2 separate regions of the Homo sapiens genome follow, and region 2 is linked to region 1. The links are chromatin loops, found by intact Hi-C in ENCODE. Cell type or tissue: GM12878. All regions are shown on one strand.

What was found. Peaks named below come from ENCODE experiments on the same cell type or tissue, not always from the same donor. Only the 100,000 strongest peaks of a DNase experiment are listed, where the experiment ranks them.
Region 2: it touches region 1 in a loop (4-fold over the local background); 2 of 110 quality-filtered maps call a loop at or near these places.

The regions. Positions count from the first base shown.
Region 1 is chr4:151,738,814-151,746,813 of GRCh38, reverse strand. The region is part of intron 2 of GATB (glutamyl-tRNA amidotransferase subunit B); the gene reads left to right. Among named protein-coding and RNA genes, the nearest start is that of GATB, 18 kb to the left of the region's middle. In GM12878, a CTCF peak has its summit at 3,436; DNase peaks (open chromatin) are centred at 2,063 and 3,513; H3K27ac peaks cover 3,409 bases.
Region 2 is chr4:151,794,966-151,802,965 of GRCh38, reverse strand. LOC127898557 (a long non-coding RNA gene) reads right to left here and starts at 3,607. Exons shown (of 4, transcript NR_183042.1): 1 at 3,349-3,607; 2 at 2,942-3,064. LOC105377488 (a long non-coding RNA gene) reads right to left here and starts at 3,607. Exons shown (of 4, transcript NR_183038.1): 1 at 3,349-3,607; 2 at 2,942-3,064. In GM12878, a CTCF peak has its summit at 1,180; a DNase peak (open chromatin) is centred at 4,065.

The sequences.
Region 1 (8,000 bases):
ATCTCCCTGTTCCCCAGCATGTCTGGAGCACACCTGCTGTCTTGACCAACCCCCTCCCCGTTCTGATTAGTAACCCTTATTCTGAATGTTTTTTAGGATCTTTTTATTTTCTTATTTTCCCTCAGTTTTAGGATTTTATGGAAGCCCATCATAAATCTTGAGGATGAAAAGGTCAGCCAGCCCATTTCACTGCTTATAGGCAGGATTACAGCTACACTAAGGACAGCATTCTTTGTTTTTATTAGTAGGGATTCAGCTTCACTCATTATTTGGACCTAGTAAAATCTCTTTACTGTGGTGCCAAGTCTTCCTTAATTTATTAAGTAATTATTCACCTATAGATCTATAGACAGGATCTTAGGTTGTTTGCTTAAAGTTAGTTATTTCCTATTTAACAATACCATTCCAATTTTTCTACTTGTAATACTTTGTATATGGTTGTGAAATGGGAAGAAAAATAAGAAAGAAAATATATTTGTTTGGTAAAATGTCATGGGCTTTACAAGTCTGTTTCATAATTGGCCAAGTAATATTTCCAGTAATGGTGAGATTTCAGCAAAGAATCAAGTTTGTTTGAAATTTATGCATGTGCAAACCCATGTTTACACATACACACACACTCACTTTTTGTCATCGGAAATGCTTGCCCTCTCCTGGTGTCAGTTCCCACGCAGGGGAAAGGGGAGAGGACACCGTTGCCTCTGCCGTAGCTGGCTGGTAGGAATGCTCAGTGTGGCACAGTAGATAACTCCTGATAATCAGGCTGCACTACAATTCATTTAATAAGAAATGAGAAGCTCTGCTCTTGTTTTGCTTGTCTGAAAGCTCTTATCTGTATGTAACATAGAACTCCCTAGCAACTGTGAATGCCTCTTGTCTCCAGAACTGGGGAAAAGACCATAAAAGCTGTTTTTCACACATGTATGCAAGAATATTCTCCTCTTTTCTCAGGATCAGCCTGTTTAAAAAAGCATTCAGGGCTTTCCATATCAAAGGTATTTAGAATTGGCCCTGGAAGCTATGGAATGAAAACAGGAATGTTGTTTACTACATTTTACAAAACTTTCTTTTATTCACAAGAGTGCATACTATTATTAGCCAGAATAAGGGGAATGAAGAGGGGAAGAAATATGATGTGAATAAATATGATGTGATGCCTGCCCTCTGGGAACTAACAAACAATGCAAATGCTGTGCTTTCTGCTAGAGATTCCTTCTGGAACATATGTATGCACATTGCAGCAGAAGGGGTCTTGCCTCCCTGAAGAAATAGTGATGTGAACGCTTTTCTAAAGTACTTTGGAATTAATTTATTTTTTAGATTCCTTATGACAGATTTCGTTCAAGCTAGGTAAATCTGCAGCATTCCGACTCTGAACATAGAAGATATTGGTGATAACTTTTGTTTTGAAGAACCTGCTAGATTTAGAAACCCTTGACTAGTCTAGGGAGCATCAGGCTTTCTGAAATGCTTTTCTGGCTCTTAATTCTAAACATAATTATAAAAGTTGTTTTTAACTCAAAATGTAGAAATGAAACAGAAATTGAAGATAGCATCATTAGGGAAAAGTCTTTAAATACGTACATTTATAATCAGATCTACATTTATCTCTCCGTCCATTCACACTTAGATGATGTTTAGCTATTTAAGAAGACAAAATGTGACCATTTTCTATGAAATTTCTTTCCATTTCAATGATTTGCTTTAATGTAATCTGAAAGATTTATAATTATGTTGTATACTCAGACTTGCTTCTTGCCAGTCACTCTGCAAATCACTTCTATAGTTATCCTCCATGCTTTTGAGAGTGAGGTGTTGCAGGGATTAGGTGTTTTGTATAGTGACCCTTGTCACCCTAAAGGAGGTATGTGTCTGTGAGCTCATACCCACAAATGTGGAATGTTCCTTTTCAGCTTTTACTCTGCTGATGGTCTAAACCTGCCTTATAACTTAGTTAACCGGATGTCTCCCATGAACTCAGTGACTCATGACAATGATGACTTTCATGTTCAGGAGGCAGCATGATCTCACCTCCCTCCCTGTGGGAAGCATTTGACTCCTTCCCTGCCATAGATCTTTTTCTAACTTTCAGTGGGTTCTTGAAAGCCTCTCTCTTCACAGCAATTTTCACTTCCCTACCTCTCTACCAGCTTTGCATGCAATATTCCCCACCTGAAACCTAACCATATTAATAATAATGCTTCTACTATTTTTATTTTTATTTTTTTTAGAGACAGGGCCCCACCATGTTGCTCAGGCTAGTTTCTAACTCCTGGGTTCAAGGAGTCCTCCTGCCTCCACCTCGCAAAGTGGGATTATAGGCATGAGCCACCATGCCTGGCCTCTACTTTCTATCAATATGTATTTGTTTCATACAGTTGACTGAACATCTTTTTATGTTTTATGTATGTTGTTTATAAGGATTTCTGTGTTTGATTATACGCTTCTAAAGAGCAATTCATGGATCTTTCTTGGGCTACTTGACAGTACCTTGCATAGAACATGTGTATAGCACCCCTTGTAAATATTTCCCTATATACTTGCATACACGTACATACACGTGCGTACACACACGAGGCATCCATATAAAAGGATTTTCCTGTCTAAAACCCTTTAGCTATTTTTTAAACTTCTTTATGGGTCTCTTGTCCTGGCTGAACATAAGACAACCTTTTCTTGATTACCCAAGCTTATCAGCAACATCAGTTATTGCTCAGTGTTATAATGGTGGCTTCAAGGTCTATTGAGGTGTGTAAAGCTTTTTGATCCTACAGTAAATGGCTAAAGATAGCCATTGTTTTTAGGTTTCATATTACAGTGTTTTTCCCTGCTTTTATGGTTATGTGTTCCTCACTGGGTTTTTAAAGCTGCTGTCAGTATATTTGGCTCTAGGAATCCCTTCTTGCTCATTTTTCACTTCTCAATGATTATTTCTGATTAGTTCACAAAGTCAGATTATCACTTTTGTAAATATAAATAAGAACAAAGCTCTGAGTAGAAACCTGTCCTACAAAAGAAAGTACATGGATGCTATGAAAGCTATTTAGCATCACCATGTGACAATAGAATAGGAAGAGGTCCTGAAAATCATTCAGTTCAGTCCTTTTAATTTACAGATGAGAGAACTGCTGTTGGGACTTACCCATGGTCACACAATTTCTTAACATTCCATTCAGATTAGAACCAAAGTTTCTCACTTCCAGTTCAGTGATTAGCTCTCAACCTGTTCCACTATAGTTGAAGTTGCTGGAAGTCAGATTTATGTAGGTGGCTATTATTTTACAGATATGTATATATGAGTATACATCCAAAAACATTAATCTCATTAACAGATGTGTGTGTAATATGTTTATAGATGTATGTCCACATGCTTATACACATACAGAGGCACTGACTACACAGCACTGATGCTGGTTGTATGCACCATGTGTTATGATGCCCTCTAGGTGTGAGATCTAAACCTAGGGAGAGAGCAAAGACAAGAATGTTGAGTCAGAAGAAGAAATGGATAAAGGAAATCTCACCTAATTAGCCTCCAATTCAGGGCCCTGTGCATCGGATTTCCCCAGACTCACCATGAAGAAAGCAGGCCTGTCTATGGGCAGCTCTTAGCTGTATGTTGATCACGATGCAAATAGCGGTCATGGGAAAATTCTTTTAGGATCTTTTCTCTAGGCTTCATTCTGGCCAGTTTTCTCTACACTGACTTCTAGTTCACTAATTTTCTTTATAATATTCACTCTTTTACATATCCATTGAGGTTTTTAGTTCACTAGATCTTTCAATTACAGAAATTCTGTTTTTCTCTTTTAAATTTCTCTAGCCTTTTGAAAATAACTTGTTCCTTTTTCATGTATTCAGTTCTTTATTTCTTTCATAATTTTACAGCTACTTATTTTATAGTCTGTATTCAGTAATTCCATTACCTGAAGTTCTTGGGTGATCTTATTATGCTTTTTGCTTGACTGCTGATTCTGGCTGGCAGTAGATGATTCTCTGGTGTATTTTGTAATTTTTTTATTATGAAGCCATATCTGACAGGGCTTTATTTGTGGGATCTTGTTGAGAGTGCATCTCTTTAAAGCACTTTTGCATTGGCTTTTGCCTGATGCTCCAGGTCTAAGCCAGGGCCATTTTCCATATTTACCTCTTAGCTTGGGGGCTTCTGGACCACAGAGTTAGTACATCTGACCCCAAGCCTGTCTGAGAGCAGACTATCAATTCTTAGGGCAGACTCCCATACCCCCTGTCCCATTGCCACCCACCAAAATCTATAATCTGGCTGAAACTTTATTAAGGTTGAAACCTTATAGAAGGGAGGGGATGAAACAAAGGCTGTGAATATGGGTGACTCAGAATGGAGCAGGGAAGGCACCTTTAACCTTTCTCTGGCCCCCTTGCCCTGTCCCATTAAGATATCCCTCCCAGCCGGGTGCGGTGGCTCACGCCTGTAATCCCAGCACTTTGGGAGGCCAAGGCAGGCGGATCACGAGGTCAGGAGATCGAGACCATCCTGGTTAACACGGTGAAATGCCGTCTCTACTAAAAATACAAGAAATTAGCCGGGTGCGATGGCGGGCGCCTGTAGTCCCAGCTACTCAGGAGGCTGAGGCAGAAGAATGGCATGGACCGGGGATGCAGAGCTTGCAGTGAGCCGAGATAGCGCCACTGCACTCCGGCCTGGGCGAAAGAGCAAGACTCCGTCTCAAAAAAAAAAAAAAAACCATATCCCTCCCTTCCCATTGTAATTCTTCTGTGTTGTTGTGTATGTATTGCAGTTCACACTAGTTAGGGCCAAGGTTGGTGCACATCCCAGTACCTTTTATCTGTCCTCTCATCACAGACACAGATCAGGTGACTGAGCTCTTTCCAAATTCCCGCTAGATGTGCAAGGATGCACTCTCTCACTTATTGCCTTTAAAGATGATCATTTTCCCAAAAAAAGCTTCATCCTTAATAAAATGATTCCCTTAACCTTTGTGTAGAAATGATGATGCCATCTCACTCCTCCTAAAGAACAACAAAAAGCAATATGATGGTGTTGACAGGAGCAGCTGGCTCTAGTGGGAGAAATCAATGAGGAAATTGAGAGTTCGCTTTCCTCTCCACCTGAGCCTTGGCGAACCTGAGGGACCTCGTCTGGCCTCCCCCTGGGTGAATCTTCTGGGTCTGCAGAGCATCTCCCTGACTCAGCAGTGTTTCTTAGGAGCTTGATGTTCCTTTCCTAGTAATGGAAGTCTCCAGGCAGCTTGCTCATCTCCCCACAAATTCATTCCTGAGCAAGAAACTGCCAGTATTGTTTGGGAAAGCCTTTTCTCCCATTTCCACATCCTTTTATTGGTTTGTTTTCCCTCAAAAATATGCACATGGATGAGATATGGAGCAAAATAATAAGCCCTTATTAGAGAAGGCAGTGTTATACTTAGAATTATTAACTGTTCAAAATGAATTTTGTACACTACTGCAACCAAAAATCTGTAATACAATAGTACTCCCTTATCTGTAGTTTCCCTTTGTGTAGTTTCAGTTACCCTCAGTACAGGAGAATAAGATATTTTGAGAGAGACCACATTCATATAACTTTGATTACAGTATATTGTTCTTTTTTATTATTGTTGTTAATCTCTTGCTGTGCATAATTTATAAATTAAACTTCATCATACATACCTATGGATAGGAAAAAAAATAGTCTATATCGGACTTGGTACCATCCGAGGTCTCAGGCATCCCCCAGGGGTCTTGGAACCTATCCCTCATGGATAAGGGGGCACTCCTGTACTGGAAAGAGAGGTAGGAGTGTGCAGAAAATAAAGTATGAACACATTACCAAAGATGCCTGAGAGTACAAAAGCTTAGGAGTCTTTTGGTGATATAAATATGTAGTAGTCCAAAAAAAAAACCTAACAGTGTTCTGTGACACTATTTTTGTCTCTGCCATTCGAGTAGTTCATACAGGCTTTGTTCTGGTGATTTATACTAGAAGCCTATAATAAAAACGCAGCCTGAAATCATGCAGCTGGGTACCATTCATTTTTCTTCCATGGACAGTTCCCGAACTTAACAAATTACGGCAGGCCTGGCAAAGCTCTTCCTGCAAAGGCAATACATGCCTGGCCATGGCAGCTGCCCTCTTGGGTTTCTTCTGCTTTGTGGCATCATCGGTGATGCTGCGGGGATTGCTAGATGGTTTTTATGAGTACATCATGTACTGCATAATGACATTTTGGTAACAACAGACTACATATATGATGGTGGTCCCATAAAATTACAGTGGAGCTGAAAAATTCCTATGGCCTGGTGATGTCATAGCCATCTTGTCATCATGGCATAATACATGACAATATGTTTAGATACACAAATACTTACTGTTGTGTTACAGTTGCCTACAGTATTCAGTACATAACATGCTGTACAGGTTAGTAGCGTAGGAGCCATAGGCTATACCCTGTAGCCTAGGTGTGTAGAGGGCTGTCCCATCCAGGTTTGTATGAGTACACTCTTACGATGTTCATGCAACAGCAAAGTCTCCTAACAAGGCATTTCTCAGAACATATCTCCATTGGTAAGTGATGCACGACTGTACTAGGAAAGAGTTTCTAGGAAGATATTGTGTAGTTTTAGTGGGTCAATAAAAATAATACTCGCTTCCTGTCTTGAGTCAGAACCAACTGAGAAATCAGCACAGAAGTCAGACAGATGGAAATGAACATACCAGCTTTATTACAGATAATAGCTTGATTGAAAAATGCAACGTGATGTTTAGCCATATGCTTTTTAGTACTTGCTGCCTCTGTTGAACTCAGCTTTCCAAAACTGCAGGCTTTTCACTTGTAGAGGACGAACTTGCTTCTGCAGAAAGCTTATCATGTCGCCAGAGTAGAGCTGACTGTCCCATCATTGTGGGCATGTTGATTAGGAAGAACTCATGCAGGCTTTCTCCTGATAATTTATACTATAAGCTTCTATAGGAATGCTCAGCCATGGGGCCAACCCACTCATGTGGTTCCATTTCCCAAAGTCACTTGTCACAAAAGTCACTCTTTTGGGGACAAGAGAATACAGAGTAGAAAGCAAAGTCCTGTCACATGGAAACCTAGGGGCAGGGGAATGACCGTTGCCCAAATTGTGCCCTCAAAAGCATGAAGCCAGTGTCACATCATGTCTGGGCATAGATGTGAGAAGCTGTTTTTGGGTGAGTCTTGCGGAATTCTTTGTTTATACTGCAAGTAGATGCACTTGTCATCTGAGGCCATTGGCTTGGCCTCTCTTGGCCATTTTTATGTGTGTTTGCGGCTTCACATGTAACATTGTGGGGAGAGTTGGCTATTTTCTACGCTGCGGCATCTTGGGGAGTTTTTTTCCTCAGCTCTTTTAAAAATCTTGGCAAAGTTAGGAGGTCATTTTGCCATTGGCATACCAGAGATGACAAACGTAGGCTTGGTGATTCTGGCATGGGTAGGTAGTCAGGCTGGGCTCCTCTGAAGAGCATTCTGTTCCTCATGGCAGAGGATTCTTGCTAGTGAGCCTTTGTGTTCCCCAGCCTTTCACCACTGGGTACATCATTATAATAAGGACTGGAGCTGAGGCAGGGAGAATAACTGGGAATCAAAAGGCATTAGTGCTTCTGGGAGCCTTAAAATATTCTATTCTAAATTTTTATGCACGTATCTCCTTTTACAATTATAGAAGCAAGAAGCGTAATCAATCAAGGGTCTTTGTCATGCTTTGCAGCTTTCTTAGGAAATGCAGACAGGCAATAATATGTGATTGTCAATAGCATTTTGAATTTTCAGTGATATTTGCCAACTCATAGGCCATCCCAATGAGCAAGGTCAGGGGCTCCAACCCCAGTTGATAGGAGAGGAAACTGATGGTCTTACTGACTTATCCAAGGACACAAAGAGGTCATGAACCCAGCTAAAAATAGAAGTGAGAATTGCCTGGTCCCTATTCTTAGTATAAGCACCAGATTACACTCGCTGCTGCAATACTTGCTAATT
Region 2 (8,000 bases), 56 kb before region 1:
GACATTACTGCACACTACTGTAATCTTTATAAACTCTGTAGACGTAAGCTACATTACATTTATCTAGAAAATAATAAATTAACTTACAGCCTTCAATAATAAATTAACCTCAGCTTACTGTAACTATTTTACTTTATACATTTTAAAATTGTTAAAAGCTTTTTGTCTCTTTTGTAATAACACTTAAAACACAAACACATTGTACCAATGTCTGAGAAATATATTTTCTTTATATACTATTTTAAAAGCATTTTTCTATTTTTAAAATTATGTATTTTCTTTACATTTTAAACTTTTTTGTTAAAAACTAAGATACAAACACAGACTAGCTTAGGCCTACACAGAGTAAGGACAATGAATCTCACTGTCTTCCACCTCCACATCTTGTCCCACTGGCAGGTCTTCAGGGGCAGCATGGAACTGTCATCACCCATGCTAACAATGCCTTCTTCTAGAATAGCTCCTGAAGTAACTGCCTGAGGCTATTTTGTAGCTAACTTTTTTCTAAGTAGGAGGAGTATACCCTAAAATAACGATTAAAAGTATAGTGTAGTAAATATATAAACCAGTAACATAGTTTATTATTATGATCAAGTTTTACATACTGTACATAATTGCATATGCTAGACTTTCATGTGGCTGGCAGCACAGCAGGTTTGTTTACACTAGCATCACCACAAACACGTGAGTAATGCATTGTGCTACGACTTTCCCACGGCTACAACCTCTGTAGGTGGTGGGAATGTTTTAGCTTCATTATAATCTTATGGGACCACCATTCTATATGTGGTCTGTTGTTGACAGAAAGGTTGTTATGTAGTATATGACTGTATATTCGTCCCACGGAGGTCAAAGGGGAGGGACTTAAAACGTTTGCCGAAAATAATTTAATCTAAAATTTAAAAAATAATTGATTTTGTCAAGTGTTTCAAAGATGTCCAGTAATTAGACGGAGGGGAGGGGAGGGGAGGGGGAAACGGGGATAGCCTTGACTATCCCCGTAAGTGATGAATAATCTAAAACATTATATTTTATTTTAAAACAATTATGAATATATCATAGAGCAGAAGGAAAGGTTAACATAAATTTTAAAGATTAAGAGGAGAATTCAAGAAAAAGTATTTTCAGGTACATTTAGAGCTAGAGCCCAGCAGCACGCAACCTTCTCTTCTGCCACTAGGGGCACTGTGCTGGGAAAGTCTGAGGCAGCGCCATCTTCCTGAGAAGATGCTCAGAAACCTCAACTGAAGAAACTACTCCGTGAGCCTAAATACCAACCCAGGAATTTAGAACAATCTTGGTCATCCAGCGACTTTTTTTTCTTTTTAGAAAAGGGAAATTATTGAGGGAAATTTAGGATTTTGCAGGAGTCATGAATCTTACTGGTTCCCAGGATTTCTTTTATTTCTTTAGAGGGAAATTATTCGGTTGTACAAAACACCTTTTAACAATAAGCCTATAAAGGAAAAGAAACATCCTCCCATTTGGCTGAGAATTCAGATAAGTGGCACTCTGTTCCTCTTGTCAAGTCATTCCAGTGATTGTTTGATCAGTAGTGACTTAGCATACTTTGTCTAAAAATATAGCATATCCTCATTCTCTGGGATATGCTATGTATTTGAAATTTTTGAAAATTGGCCACTACCATTTCAAGACCTTTTTCTCTACAAAATATATATGGTTCCTTAACTTGTCACTTCTTTAAGCGAAAACCCAGAGCATCCACACGGCCCCTGTGGACAGTAGTCATCAGGACCTCCGTTTCCTCAATGAGTTGGGCTAGATGATCTCTACAGTTCTGTCTCCAAGGGTCTCAGAGTCTCTAAAAGAATTGCTAGAATCAATGCTCTGCCTCACTTGCTATGACAGTTCATTACATTGATGGCCCCCAGTGAAACACCCCTCCTGGTGTACACACCTCCTGGAAGTCAGGACCTCATGTACTCCACTCTGGGTTGGGTATGTGACTTGCTTTAACCAAGAGAGTGCAGTGGAAGTGATGCTGCACCTGTTTCAGGACTCAGTCTTAATAAGACCTGGCAACTCCTACTTCCGCGTTCTTAGGAGCCCTGAGGTGCTATAGAAGATGTCCAGCCTCTCTGCTGGAGAGATCATTTGGAGAAGTCCAGGCCCCTGAGTTCTCAAGACGAGAGAGAGAGAGAAAGAGAGAGAGAGAGTGAGGTCCAGCCATGCCAGCATTCCCGCTGAGCCTAGGCCACAGCTGTACAGCTAGCTAAATGCCGTCATATGAGTGACCATTGGCAAGGCCAGCAAAAGAACCACCAAGTTGAGCTCAGCTCTAATTGCAGAATCATGAGCAAATAAACTGGTTATTGTTTTAGGTCACTAAGTTTTGGGATGGTTTGTTACACAGAAAATAGATAGCCAAAAAAGAAATACAAGTATGATTCTATAAAACAGAGGTTGCAAGGATTGTATTATATGTCAAAGGTCTGACCCTTTTCCTTGTGGGGATGATAAAAGGTGGTATAGCTAATTTACTCCCAACCTATAACTGTATTAATCATCTTTAATACAGTTTAATATCTATAGTTGGTAAATAGAGAGGCCCCTTAGACTTGAAATCTCTATTCCAAAAGAGAACTCGGTTTCTCAAAAGGGCTCACTAGCCTGGTGGTGGAGTAACTATTGTTATTCAGTCATACAGAATTATGACACATGACTGCCTATATTGCTTAAATAACAGTTGTATGTGCACTCCTCCAAGTATATTCAGATTATGTGTACTGTAGCTGTGTACAGTAAGTTCAGAGGGGAGGCCAGTAAGCAATGCATCCCATTTCCACAAAGGAAGGGTGTCTGGAAGAGGTGGCATTTTAACTGATTCTAAAGAACTGAAGAGATTCACAGAGTCCCAGAATGCAAATAGAAAGCTGTATCACTCCCCCTATATCTATAGGCAAAGGAATATGCTACTTACCTGGTATGACCTAAAGTGTCTCCCAAACAGACTCATTCTCCCAAATATCACTGCCGACACACACCAGCCTTCTGTGCCCTAAATTCTAAGTAGTAACACCTTGGCCTTCAAGCTGAAAGTTGCCTGTTAAGATGCAAATAGATGAGTCAGAAGGGCACACCTTACACCATTAGCTGCATTAACAACTTAACTCAAATGGGCTTATCAAACAGCTGGAGTCCCCTACAGAGGCCCCAAGAAAATGAGATCAGAGTATGTGGTATTACTACTCAGTGTCCAAAGTCAAGGTAGAGTGGCAAAGAAGTTTCCTGGATGACCGTGGAGAGGACAGCTCTGGTGCAAAAGATACAACATAGAGTGTTTTAGAGGACCCTGAAGAGAGTTTTCAGTGTGGTTCGGGCAATTACCTGGACTTGTTGGACTGAAACTTTGATCCCATTCCCTGCTGATAACCACACTAGTTTGTAGCTTCCATTTTCTGCCAACAACAGAACTTCCAGCAAACAAATTATTCTAGGTGGACACACCTTTTTCTTCTTCCTCCCACAGGTATATACAGGTAAGTATCTGAGACAGGCCCTGCAAAGATCAGGTCACATCTGTTAACAAGGCACTGGTTATATCAATGGCAACTCTGAGACGATTTCTCTGTGCTGAAGTAAGGCACTAAATATAATAGCCTCTTAACTGGCACATTGTTATCAGTATTATTATGGCTTTCTCTTCATGCCTGTCACTGGATTATGGTAATTTTTTTTAGTCATAGGTTTTGATCGGAGTTGAAGTCTCTGAGTTACTGACAGCTCGGGAGAGCTGTAAATGCTCTAAGATTGACTTCCCACTGTCACAAAATCATAACACAAGCAAAAAGTAGAGGTTCTCTCAAGCCTCCTCATGCCAATTAGAAACAAAGCAACTTTCTAAACAGCAGGCTTCTTTTCCAGCAGGCTTCATACCAAAGGAGAGGGAGGCAGAAGGCACCTACCTCTCTCCTCATCCTTCCTCCGAGGTTCAGTGCAAGAAACAATGACCCTGGCAAAGACGATAAGAGAAGCAGATACTGCAATTTAGCTAATGGTGTCTACAGGAAGCTAGAAATCATTCCTTTGACATGCTGTGATACTGAAACAGCATCAGGTCTTGGTGAGTTCTCCTGACCTTGCAGCAGCTGCTCACAGACATTGACTATGGTCACTTATTTGAATAACCACAATAGAGCTGGGAAAATGAGTCATGTTATCTATCCCCTTTGGAGGTTATGAAACCTCCAAAGTGGTACCTCTGGCCTTGTCTTCTTGTCACCATGGAAGTTCCTTCCTGACCAAATGCGACCCCCAGCTGGGAGGCATCTAGGATTAGGCCAAGTGTTAGAGATTACTAAATCTCTTTTCTGTCACTATGGAGAAGTTGTATGAGACCACAGTACCAATCTTAGATAAACTCCAGCTATTTTTTCATTTTGCCTTCAGGGTCCTTCTACTTCTTCCATTTGCAACCCTTTCCCCCTTTCTAGTACCATCATCCTTAGGCCTCCCATGACCAGAATAGACCATTCTGGCATCTAACTTAAGTTAGTCCTTTACATCCATCCAAATCCTTATTTGCCTGAGGTCCTGTTCTCAATTTAACAGGATTGAAAACTCAAGTAATTATCACAGAATGAGATGACCTGAATATATCAGCCAGGATAGGCTAGGTTATGCTGCAGTGATAAACAACCCTAAAATATCAGTGGCAAAAATGAGGGTTTCTCATTCATATTGCATATCCACCACAGGTTGTCAAAAGAATCTGCTCCCCAGAGTAACTCAGTAACCCAGGCCACCATCAGTGATCCAGATCACCATCTTAGAAGTCACCACCAACATCCCCAAGAGAGGAAAGGAACTAGATTCTTATTCTGGCAATTAAATGCACTGGCTGAGAAATTGTATTACTTCCACTCACAAGTCATTGGCCAGAATTCATCACATGACTTCATCCAACCAAAAAGGGGCCAAGAAGTACAATCCTCTTTTGTGCATCAGAAGGCACACAGCCAGAAATATTTGATAGGTTGCATAAATGATGAACATGACAATTATTTTGCACTAAGGAAAAAATGAAGATTTGCAGGGTAAAGAGTTACCCCTCCTAGTGCTGTTTGCTATTACAGTAAAGCTTACTGTGTTCAGTTCTCTTGTACTAGGCAGGATTGACCAGACAATGGAAAAAAAGAAAAACCTCTCCCCAGTTCAGACCCTATGCTTGCTTTATTTGCTCACAGTTCTCAAAGTGGTTTGCCAGAGTGAATCCAAAATTATATAAATATGTGCTGAAGATGAAAATAATAAGGATGAGAATATGTGCTAATCAACTTAAATTTGGTGGGGAGGAGGGAGGTACAGTGGAAGGAGAGTGAATTGGAAGCCTAGACAGAAAACTGAAAGGGATTTTGTACTTATCTGAGATGATAAAAACAAAGATGGATAAGGATAATTTTTGCTACTAGCTGCTAGCTTTCTGGAAGCATGAAAAAAAAAAAAAACCAGGATGAAGATTGCATCAGTCTAAACACGAAGCAGTTCAGGCTTGGGCAGAGTTTGAAGGAAAGAGACATCTAAGATGATGGTGGAGGAATAATGAATGCAAAGAGGTGATGGTGTATGGAAGAATGGAAATGTTTGTTGTTCTTGTATCCAGGAGAACTGCTGAGCTTTAGTGGGAACGCCCTGCAGTGGCAGCACAAAGTTCAGTTTCAGAAAACAGAATTGGCAGCAGAATCATGTTCTCGTGCCCTGGCAAATGCTATATATGTGCCCAGGGCAAAAACAAGCAAAGGAAGATGCAAACCCCAAATATGACCAATATTTGAGCACCTATCATCAAGGCCAAAGCAGGTGGGAGGAGAAATCTCAAAGATCTTTGTGTACCTTGTAGCAATTCCAGGGAAATGAGACTGTGAAGTGATCCCACATCCAATATGTCAGCAAATTCTGTTGGCTTTACCTTCAGCATATAACCAAAAGTAGAATCCACCTTAACGCCTCCACCTGCCACCTTCTTCCAAGCCACTCTAATCTATTGCCTAGATTTGTACAGTAGCATAACTACTCTCCTATTTAAACCCTTGCCTCCCCATTATGCGTTTTCTATGAAGCAGCCAAATGATCCTCTCGAAATGTAATTTCTCGGCTTGAAACTCTCTGATGGCTTCCCATTCTTGTCAGAGGATCCCAAAGCCTTCCCTTGACCTAGAAAGCCAATCTAAGATCCAGTCCCCCAAATATTCTGGGACCTCATGCCCCATCACTCCCTTTCCGCCCACTTGACTTTGGCCACATTAGCCTTGCTGCCCCCTCCGCCAAGCCTTCTGTCTCAGGGTTTTTGCATAGGCTGCCCTCTGTGCCTGGGGGCTCTTCCCCCAGAGACCTGCATCAGGACTGTTCCCATGCTTCCTTGGGGTCTCTGCCCAAATACCGTTTGATCAGTGAAATCTTTCTTAACCATTCTATTTAAAAGAACACACTCCCACCCCCGCCCTGAAGGCCCTCCTAAACTATCTTTCCTTAGCTGGTTTTGTGTGAAATGGGTTGTCACATGTACTGATTTAGTTGTAGTTATAAGTACTCCAAAAGGGCAGGAAGGATTTCGCTTCATTTGTTCACTGCTGTAACCCCAGCATCTAGAACAGGACCTGCCAACGGTGTGAGCTCAATCACTACAAGTTGATTGAACAGATTGAAATTCATCCCAACCCTCCCACTACAGGGATCTAGTGTCAAAGAGATATTCAAGGAACAAGACATCTCTCTCTCTCTTTTATAATACCCTATGAGGATTCCTCCTACCTGATATCAGCTGCCATGGATACAGGTTTCTTAAAGGGGCCAAGGATGCAACAGATGCTTCATATTAGCTTTTATGTCCTCGATAAAATTAACAACAAGCAAACCTTGAGTAACAAAGCTGTAATTCTGTCTTGCAATTCTGATTCGATATAGATTGTAAGAGCTTGGCTCTTGAGGCTAAAAGCTGTTTACAGAACCCTCAATGGAATTATACCTCTGTAATTCATTTACTGTTATTCATTTTATGTGTGTTTACAGATAGAGCCAGAACAATCATACAGCCAGCAAAACCAAAGCAAAGAAGAAAAGATACCTAGTGGTTTTCATTTTTAAATTACAATCATTATGTAAGTTACAATATTTTGCCACACTACAGCACTTCTAGGCTAAATAAGAAATACACTTAACAGCAAGGTAAACATAATAAGATAGCTTTTTAAAAAATGAATATTACCTTGCTCTGTCTTCAGGGATGTTATTTTCAATAGCAATATCGATTCACAAAGAAAAGTCAAGAGAATAATTATGGATGTTTAGCCAATAGGGCTGGTACATGTACACAAGATCAGAAAAAGTACTGGATAATACCCTTGAAAAGCCTCTAAAGCTACTGTCCCACCACAGCCATTTTCAACTACATGACCAAAAACAATCCAATAAGCTTTCATCGTTTATGTCCAAATTTCTAATGAAAGAAGCCTCTTGAAAAATAAACAAGTATACAGATGGGCTTGGATAGATCTGGCATCAAATCTACATTTTATGTTTCTTTATTTTATTTCACTTTAAAATAATTTAGGATATTCAAAAGTGGTCTGTTAGAAAGAATTATTGGAGGGACAATAACATTTTTCTAGCACCAGACACAAACTAGATAATGATAAGACGTATACACTTTCCTCACCCAATGAGCTAAAACTCCATTTAAGAAGGAACATCAAGGACTTAGAAGGTTCTCTTGTGTAGATCTCTTTCTTCTTGAGACAGGGTCTCTCCTGTCACCCAGATTGGAGTGTATTGGTGCGATCATAGCTCACTATTACAGGTTTAAACTCCTGGGCTCAAGTGATCCTCCTACCTCAGCCTCCTAAGTAGTTAGGTTTACAGGTGCATGCCACCATGCCTGGCTAATTTTTTTTTTTTTTTAAATTTTTGTAGAGACAGTCTTGCTCTATTGCCCAGGCTAGTCTCAAACTCCTGGCCTCAAGCAATCTTCCCCTCAGCCTCCC